Linked DNA regions of Homo sapiens: region 1 is linked to region 2. The links are chromatin contacts, found by Hi-C or POLR2A ChIA-PET in ENCODE. All regions are on one chromosome and are shown on one strand. The core of a region is the stretch at or near the end of the contact, and the rest is flanking DNA. Distances in the headings are between cores, read along the strand shown. Region 1 overlaps NFIA (nuclear factor I A). Region 2 overlaps NFIA (nuclear factor I A).

Region 1 (4,703 bases), core at 265-2,764, 150 kb before region 2:
GCGGTGAGAAGAGATTTAGCTCAGGGAGAACATTACCAGATTACCTCCGGGGTGCTCATCATATTACCATTTCTGTTTCTTCTTTGTGGTCACAGGCCCCTTGTCCTAAAGATAAATGAGCAGCACCCTGCCTCCAGTGCTCACAGAGGTTCCCTCCTGAGGGCTGAAAAGGCAGCACCACACACTGGCTGGGCAGGGTGCTGAGGGCTTTTCATCCTAACTAGACTGAGTCTTTACATAACTCTAAGTGGAATGCAGGCATTCATTTATAATTTTATAGATGTGACATCTGAGGGTCAGAAAGGCTAAAAATTATTCCAAGGTCACATACTGAGATCAAACTCAGGTCTGTCTCCCTCCAAAGCTTCTATTTTTTCCACTACATTATGCTGCCCAGAAGAGGAAGGTACCTCATGACCACAGGTCTCAATGCTACTATTGCCTATAAAATCCTGTATCTCAGGAGGATTGAACCAAGCAAGGCAGAGGTTTCTTCACATATAGAGATCCCACTGTGCCCATCACCTGCTTCCCATCTCCCACAGAATAAAGTCCAAGTGCTTTACTACCCTTGGAAAAAGGTATGTATTTATTCACGACTAGACTCTGATCTAATGTTTCTGCCGTCTACTGTAAACTGACAGATACACCAAACAGAATAGGGTTCTTCAGACACACACTGCTGTTCCTTTGCATGCACTGTTCCTCCTGCCTGGTCTGGAATGTTCTCCCCACCAAGTATATCTGTCTCCTTCAAAACCACTCATGTGTCTTCTCCTCTGGCATATCTTCCATGAGCTCCATGCTTCTCCCCAGAGTTAGTTACTGACTCTTCTGTATGGATTATACCTATTTCAATTACTTCATCGATCACATCTTAGTTTATTTACTTTTCTTTCTGTGAGCTATGTACGGCAGGGATTGAATAATGTACATCTTTAGCCTCCCTTCCAGCTTAGTATGGTGCCAGGAACATAGTAGGTGCTCAATAAATTCTGGCTTCTTTCTCCTCTCTAAGATCAATCATGCAGCTGGCGGGTGGGAGAGATGAGCTAGGAATCCAGGTATTTTGACTCCTAGTCCAGGGTTTCTCTGTGTACCAAGATGTAGAAAAACTCCTAGTCCAGGGTTTCTCTGTGTACCAAGACCATAGGTCCCTCCTATGGTCAGTTCCCTTATTAGACCTACTATGTTATTCTTCTATCCCCCTAGTACCACTCCTTCCCCATATATGCACAGACACACTGCCAGGGACCAATGGAAGGAAGACTGCGCTTGAGAGGGGCAGAAGCTGTATGTCATGAGGGCTGGCCTTATGCTTCCCTTCACTAGTCAAGGCAACAGGAGATATGCAGCATAGTCCAGCCCTGGAGGGCAGCAAAGGGTGCTTCCCACATTATTAAGGCAGCACTGTGAGGGTCCGAGGTTGCCCTGTGCTGAGAACAACTGTGCCTGGTGGCATCCCCATTATCTCAACACATTCAGACTCTGAGGAAGGAGGGTGTTGAGGGTGAGAAACACAGGGCCAGAACAGCCTGTCCTAACCCAGTGTCCCTGCTCCAAGACAAGGGATCCGGCTTATCACAAGCTCATGTGACTCATTAGTTAAATGTGTAAAGCGTTTGGAAAGTGAAAAGCCAATTAGAAGTGCTAAGTTATTTCATCTCTGCTGTAAAGGAAGCAATGTGAGACCTTAAGAAAAATTCTCATGCAAATATTTTGGGGGAGGTGTGTGCTGTGGAATGTAACTCAATGAACAGACTCAATAGAAAGGCTATATCCCAAAAAGACAGGGCACAGATCAAAGAATGTGCCTAAGTCCTCAATAAACAAACAGGAAGGTAAGCAGGTGGGTGTGAGAAAAGTGGCAGGAAGAATCACTGAGACCTCACGTGAGATCTTCGATGGATCTCACATTAGACAGCAAGCTCTGGGCTTGAAACTGTGTGTGTCAGTGGAACTTTCAAGGCCTTAGACTCATTAGAAGCCCTGGGAAAGCCTAGGTCCAAAAGGATTCCTAATGCTGAATCCTTTCCTCATGTGAACAGTCATTATTTAGAGTGTAGAAATATTCGGTAAGGCCAATTTCTTGGGCATAGGATTTTCACAAGCAAGGACTTTGTGGACAGCGAGAACACCACCTGTATTGAGTTCTCTCCTCAAAGTTCATGCAGCAGGGCCAGTCAACTCATTTTCCTGTTCTCTGAACTTGTGTTGACTCAAGCTCTGCAAAACCAGGCTCTTTTCCTTTGCAAAGGAAGCATCTGGTTCCAAGTCATAAAAGAGAAACCCAGAACCTATTGCTGCCTGTTTGGTAAGCACTCTGGAGGGCACCCAGGGGGCACTGTTTCACAGAGCTCCCCTGCAACCACAAAGGCACATATCCTCCAACTCAGCCTTTTCAGAGTCCATGTTTAACCAGCACACGGTGACCCAGCCCCATGGGAGCAGGTCTGCACAAAACGCCAGGACTTCTGCCCAAATCCTGGACCTCAAACAGAGGCTGAAAAGAAATGACCTCTGCACAGTCACGCACATAGCATCTACATCTCCTAAACACATAGGGAGTGTGTGGAGGAAAGGCAGAATAATAAGCCAAGCATTCAGAGACAAGAGGGTCAAGTGCAACTACTGGAGTTGAAAAGTGCATGAAACCTATCAGGGAATAGGAAAAAAGAATATGGCAGATCCTATTAACAGTCTATCCACTACCTATTGCGCCTTCTTCCTTGGGACAATTTTGCTTAGAGAGGCAAATGTGACTGGTCCTAGGTGACGGTCATGATTTGAGCCAATCAAGATAATCTTCTGCTGGTTTTCTCAGCATCCTTTGCAGCTAGAGATTAAAATGTGACCCAGATTTAGCCAATGAGACCTACAAAGAAATTTGCTAGCAGGGTGCACAGGAGGAATAGCAGGGCCTTTTCCCTGATATTAGAGGAAAAATAAGGTATGATATGACTATGCTATTTGGAGCTGCAGCAGCCATCTTGCCGTCAGAGGCTCTAAGCATGAGGCTGAAGAGGCAGCATACTGAGGAAGACAGAGCAGAATGTTAGGAACGGCATGGGTTCCTGTTGGCCTCGTGCAGCGCTGAAACAATGCCAACAACCACTCACTCACAGATTTCTTGTTACGGGAGGAAAATAATCCTGACTGGCTTAAACCACACTTAATTGGGGTTTCTTCTATGAGGTAGATACTATTATTGCCTTCATTTCACAGATGAGGAAGCTGAATTTTAAAGGGTAAGATACACAAGATCACTGAGATAAATGGCACAGCCAGGATGTCAGAACAGGTCTGTCCTACTCCTTGAATCATGACTTTTCCTCCTGTTCCCCCAGAGAAACCTGGTGAGTACCCAGTACATTTCCCTTAGTACCCTGGAATGTCACTGATCAGAAGCATTGTTATGGAGACCCACCTAAAAGCTAGAAATGTTGATGGCATTTCTGCACTTGGCACTATGGTTTTCTAAGTTCCATGCATGGCTATCATCAACTTTTGATCTAGTTCCTGTCAGTTCTGTCCACCAACTCACAACTCCTTTTTCCAACCCTTTTCCTGACATCATTTTCTGTCCCCCTTTTCCCACAGTTCCAAGTGCTAATTTAATGGATAGCAGATTTTTGGTCTATTCCCTTCCTCTCCCATACAATGTAAAATTTCCTGTGAAATCTCTTTTTTACCTTCCCCTTCTCTATTGCCACTGTTCTCACTTTAATATTAAAAAAAAGGAAGCAAGAAGAGAAGCAATATTTACTGAGCACCTATTGTGTGCCAGATACTATGGCAGAGACCTTAATTATTACAATAATCATCAATTTGTTTCAACTAAGAAGATCCCCCAAATCTTTGTGGAGCAAAGGTGACAGGAAGAACAGGAACTGAGAGAAAAGGTGACCAGTATCTAGAATTAATGGCTCGAACTTTGTCCAGAAGTGAAGTTTGTGGCCAAGGATGTCTACGACATGCTGCCAAATTAAAACTTGAAAGACAAAGACTCTGTTTATTGAAAAATTTATTTTAAGAGTGTCTCATAGCCTGTCAGTGAGTCAGCCGCCAAGTGTATGTGAAGAGAATGTGTCAAGAACTTACAGGTTGGTGTGGGAGCTGGGGAAGCTGGGACGATTCACTCCTGCCCACAGTAGTATGGAGGGAGGGGAAGCAGATTGCATGAGTAACTCATCTCTGCGAGGTGTTGCTTACTATTCAACACCTGCTACTGGAGCTGAGAACATACGAGAAAAAATGACCAGGCACCACCTCGATTTAGGTACCTCCTTTCCCTTTAGATTCTGAGGGGTGCATTCACTTCCTGCCAGTCCTTACCACTCTCAGAGACATTGTCTCCCCTTGGGAAGGCCCTTCTCAGGCACAATTTAGCGTAAGAGAAGCAATGGTACACTTAGACTGCTGCCTGTACAAGGGAAGAATAGCTGTGCCCAATTTAAACAGGCTTTTGGGCACCTGTAAGGTTGATGCTCAGTGGAACAACCTACAGGGTTAGGATTTTGCAGTGGGTAGTAGGAGGCTTCCTAATTTGCTAGACGGTTGCTTTTGGTAAGTAGGTTCTGACCATAGAGCAGCAGGTGCTGAATGGCTTATACACAAGTCCTTCCTTCATAGGACACGTGGAATCAGAAGTGGGTTTGTGTCCTGACTCTACTGACCTCTGGATATGTGGTTCTGGGAAAGTC
Region 2 (4,611 bases), core at 1,651-4,150:
AAAAAAGAACAAAGTGTTCATAAAAAAATAAGAATGTAATTTTTCTATAAAGATGTATATTTTGTCAAAAAAAAAAAAAAAAGAAACTTAAAAAGAAGATGTCCCTGGCACCTAGTTCATGTCTATGAGGCAATGAGGTGGATGAGAGAGAAGGCGAGCTACATTTTATTGAGTATCTATTTATGGATTGTTGCAAGTGCTCAGCACTTTCCACATATCTACATCCAGACATATAATCCACACAGAAACAGTCCTGTTAGTTCTGAGGATGTAGTTAAGCCTGTGGGTGCCTGAACAAGGCTGAGGCAGATACCTGGGAAGATGAGATAAGAAATAAAGGAAGAGATGACAATCCTAGATGAGAGCAAAACAAGAGGAAGGAAAAGGAACTAACGTTGTTTGTGCTCAGAACAAAACAGCAACGAAAACACATTTCCTGGGAAGGTGATGACATCGCACCTTATACATTAGAAAATAAAAGTTTAAGAGTTTAAATAACTTGTTCAAATTTATACAATCAATACATTATAGAACCAGAGTTTGAATTCCATTCTTTCTCTAATAGAATGCCATGGTTAAGCAGTTAAGACTCTGGACTTAGAGTTGAGTCTGAATACCCTTTATGCCTTCTTGACTGTAGGACAAGCTACTTAAATTCTTTGTGTCTCAGTTTCCTAATCTGTAAAATGGGCACACTAATAGCACCTACCTCCATAGGATTATATTAAGATGATATAAGATCATGAATATAGAACTCAGCACAGTGCATGGCTCTGGTGGCCATGAATAAAAATGGTCCACCCTGACCACCTGTTGCAAGGAACATGGTTGCCTAACAGGGCTGCTCCTCTGAATCCACCACCACATTTGCTTAAAGGCCACACTTCCTCCAGGCTGTTTCCAGCCAATAACTGAGGGGGAGGATACCAACACAGACCCATTCCTATAAAACACAGAATTCTTCCAACAGGGGACTTAAGCTCAGGGACTCTCCATTGGCATGGTCAAAATTTTCTTAGAAGCTTACTCCAGGCGCAGTGGCTCACACCTGTGACCCCAGCACTTTGAGAGGTTGAGGCAGGTGGATCTCTTGAGCCCAGGAGTTTGAACCCAGCCTGGACAACATAGTGAGACCCTCGTCTCTACTAAAAATACAGTAAATTAGCTGGGCTTGGTGGCGTGTGCCTATAGTCTCAGCTATTTGGTAGGCTGAGGTGGGAGCATCACCTGAGCCTGGGAGGTTGAGGCTGCAGTGAGCCATGATCATACCACTGCACTCCAGCCTAGGCAATGGGAGTGAGAGCTCTGGGATTCTTCCAACCCAATCTCTCATTCTTCCCTCCTCCTTTCCCACCTGTCAGAACTGTACTGCAGCCTAAAAGTTCTCTCAATCTACTCTTGCTCTGTCCCCCTTTATATTTGATAGGTATTGCCCCAATAAATCTCTTGTCCTATCAGGACATATTATTCTTGGAGGACCCAAACTAACATACTGGCACACAGAAAGTCCACAATGATTGTGAGCTACTATTATGATTATTATCACCAAAAATCATTATTTTTGTTATTATCTGGCTTTAAGCCTAATAGAGTTTAACCCTATTTCCAAAATTGTTTTCCTTGAATCTGTGAACACTATTCTTTTTTAAAGCAGGAGGATTCAAAGGTTACACTATATTTCTTTAACATGTTCAAACAAGATTTGTCATACCTAGCAAAGTTGTCCCAATTACAGATGAAAACATATACATTTATCATTCCATATTGCACATGAAAAATATGGCCCCTTCTATTTTCAAGTTTATCAGAAATGCCATTTCTCTACTTCACCTTTGGATGTGCGAATTCCAAATGCTCTATTATTTGACTGATTTCCTATTTTCATCATCTTTCGTGAGTAAATGGTCTGCCAGTAACTGGATGTATGGGCTCACACAGTGTCGCAGTGGCTTACTCAATTAATACACGACTAATTAAACTTATACACTCACTTGCATGGGCTGAGTGGCTCTCAACTATTATATTGTACCTATTGACTGTGCCTCACAAGTGGTTTATTGTTCCAAGAAAACTACTGGGCTAGGTACCAGCAGATGCGGAAGGAATGGAATTTAAGCAGCCAAGTCACTAGAACTTTGTAGTACTCTTCCCAGATTTCATTTTCAGTGGGTTAAATTCCAGTGGTTTGACCTTTTGTGATCAGTGAAATCATCACAGACTAATCAAACCTTTTCATACACTGCTGTTACTATTGCCTATGTAACCTCCACAGGAATATGTGGAGAATTACAACTGGTTGCCAGATAAAATACAAAACTTGGTCTAGACAAACAATGAATACTTTGTTTGTGTAAGTATATTTCACGCAGTACTAAAAAATTATTCACTGTTTATCTGAAACTCAAATTTAACTTGGCATCTTGTTTTTTTTGGGGGGGGTTGGGGACAGTCTTGCTCTGTCACGGGTTTTGCCATGTTGCCCAGGCTGGTCTCAAACTCCTGGCCACAAGTGATCTACCTGCCTTGGCCTCCCAAAGTGCTGGGATTACAGGTGTGAGCCACCATTGTGCTACATCTGGCAACTATTTAGGAACAAAATCCACCTTCATGGTGAATGTATGTGAGACCTGGGGGTTATAATCTAATGGGGTCACGAGAGCAGGGGTAAGCTGAAACTCCACAGATTTCGACCTCCATTTTGAGAAATAATTGTTTACACAATTGGGTATGTGAAACCAAATATTATTCCATGCAAGTAACTTGGCTTTTAGTAATATGCACGAGGGAAAACCTTTGGAGGTACTAAAAGATACTGCCATGACAAATCAGAGTCTCATTCCTTAACAATGCTATGAATGAGGTCTTTGTGTACAACTCCACACTAAACTCTGTCTACTTTGCTTCCCACTGAACACTCATTATCTAGAACAGTGACTATCACAGTGTAGGGGATCAGGACATATCTACTGTACCAAGAAATGAATGGACTCATATGTGCATTCTTCCAGAGTATACCATGGCTTTTCAAGGATGTGCCATATCTTTTCCTTGGCTTACAAGATCCAATATGATTTGCCTTCCTGCTACTCATCTGCAACTATTCTCTCCCTTGTTTGTACCCTTCAAGCCACACCAACCCCCTTAGTGTTCTTCCAGCATGTCTCAGGGCTGTTATATTTAATGTTCCCTCTTCTTAGAATAAAAGTCCCTAATATCTGCATAATTCACTTCTTTGACTTCATTAGGACTTAACTCAAATGTCAACACATCAGAAAGGCCTTCCTTTACCACCCTTTATAAGACAGTACCCACATCCTCCCTTCTTTAATCCCTTATATTGCCTTATTTTCTTTTATAATGTTTGATGCCACTTGGCATGTGACATGTGTATTAATCAGCTGATTGTCTGTCTCCTTCCCCAAGAAGGTAAGCTAAATTAAGAGTAGGATTTTCTGTTTTGCTCAGTGTGATGCCTAGAACATGCCTGGTTCTTAGAGTGTATTTGATAAATACCTGTTGAATGAATGAACGAACAAATGGTGTCTTTTCCCTTTTACTAGACTATCAGGTTCTCAAGAGCAGGATGTCTGCTCTATCTCTGTATTCCCTTAACACATCCAATACCTAGTCCAAATATATCCAGCAATTCTATTTTTTTTTTTTTTTTTGAGACAGAGTCTCGCTCGGTCACCCAGGCTGGAGTGCAGTGGCGCAATCTCTGCTCACTGCAAGCTCTGCCTCCCAGGTTCATGCCATTCTCCTGCCTCAGCCTCCTGAGTAGCTGGGACTACAGGCGCCTGCAACCACACCCGGCTAATTTTTTTTTTTTTTAAGTAGAGACAGGGTTTCACAGTGTTAGCCAGGATGGTCTCAATCCCCTGACCTCGTGATCCGCCTGCCTTGGCCTCCCAAAGTGCTGGGATTACAGGCGTGAGCCATCCTGCCCGGCCTATCCAGCAATTCTTAAGAATGATCTGTTAAATTACTTATGAGAAAATTGAGGTACAAGTCTTTAAGTGACTTGGACAACTGATTTTCCCTTAACAGACGCTCAGTGTCAGGCTTTTAATGGCAAGTCTCTTTTGCTAATTTGACCTATTCGGAAGCTGTGATTTGGCTTCTTCTTGTTCATCTCTGAGTTTACAAGTGCTACTTGCTGAGAAGCTCTCTGGTTGTAAAATACCTACAGAGATCTAAGAAAACACTGACTTTCCTTCGTGGAAAGATTGTTGAAAAGCTATTCCTATTTTGCCGAGCCTTGCCACAATATCCTTACATTTCTCTTTTTGGATATTCACCATATGATGCCTGTGGATAAGCCATATGAGACTCCCTGGTTCCCTTTGGGTTAAAATCAACCAAGTATAGAAATGCACAACTGAGATGGGGCAGAGTAATCTGCAGCAAATAGTGCCCCCTACCCTCCACCCCTATTTGAGATATCCCACTAGATTTCCTTAACGACAAGCTAATGCCAGGGGGAAAAGAGTTGCCTGGAGCTGAGTAAAACCTGAAGAAGAGAAAAAGAATGAGGAAGCTGCAGGGAGAAAAGGTGCCAAAAATCCTTGTGGCCACATGAATTTTTCTAGCAGGCAACTAATCAATCTGGAT

The links. Hi-C counts contacts between places; a loop is a spot of excess contacts on that map. ChIA-PET counts read pairs that join two places held with the same protein, here RNA polymerase II (POLR2A). Pooled maps may share reads with other maps.
Region 1: a loop to region 2 is called in a map of endothelial cell of umbilical vein, with 8 times the contacts of the local background. The contact joins two enhancer-like sites. A Hi-C loop is called at or near these places in 2 of 168 maps with a recorded cell type or tissue (Calu3 and endothelial cell of umbilical vein) and 2 of 50 pooled maps. POLR2A ChIA-PET finds 5 or more read pairs at or near these places in 1 of 52 experiments (activated CD4-positive, alpha-beta T cell).

The regions. Positions count from the first base shown.
Region 1 is chr1:61,433,805-61,438,507 of GRCh38, reverse strand. All of the region lies in intron 10 of NFIA (nuclear factor I A), which reads right to left. Among named protein-coding and RNA genes, the nearest start is that of NFIA-AS1, 180 kb to the right of the region's middle. RefSeq lists an enhancer at 1,416-1,917. Within about 2 kb of position 1,514, at least 4 of the 41 ENCODE cell types and tissues checked have a DNase peak (open chromatin) inside an H3K27ac peak, as active enhancers do.
Region 2 is chr1:61,285,485-61,290,095 of GRCh38, reverse strand. All of the region lies in intron 3 of NFIA (nuclear factor I A), which reads right to left. Among named protein-coding and RNA genes, the nearest start is that of NFIA-AS1, 34 kb to the right of the region's middle. Within about 2 kb of position 2,900, at least 5 of the 41 ENCODE cell types and tissues checked have a DNase peak (open chromatin) inside an H3K27ac peak, as active enhancers do.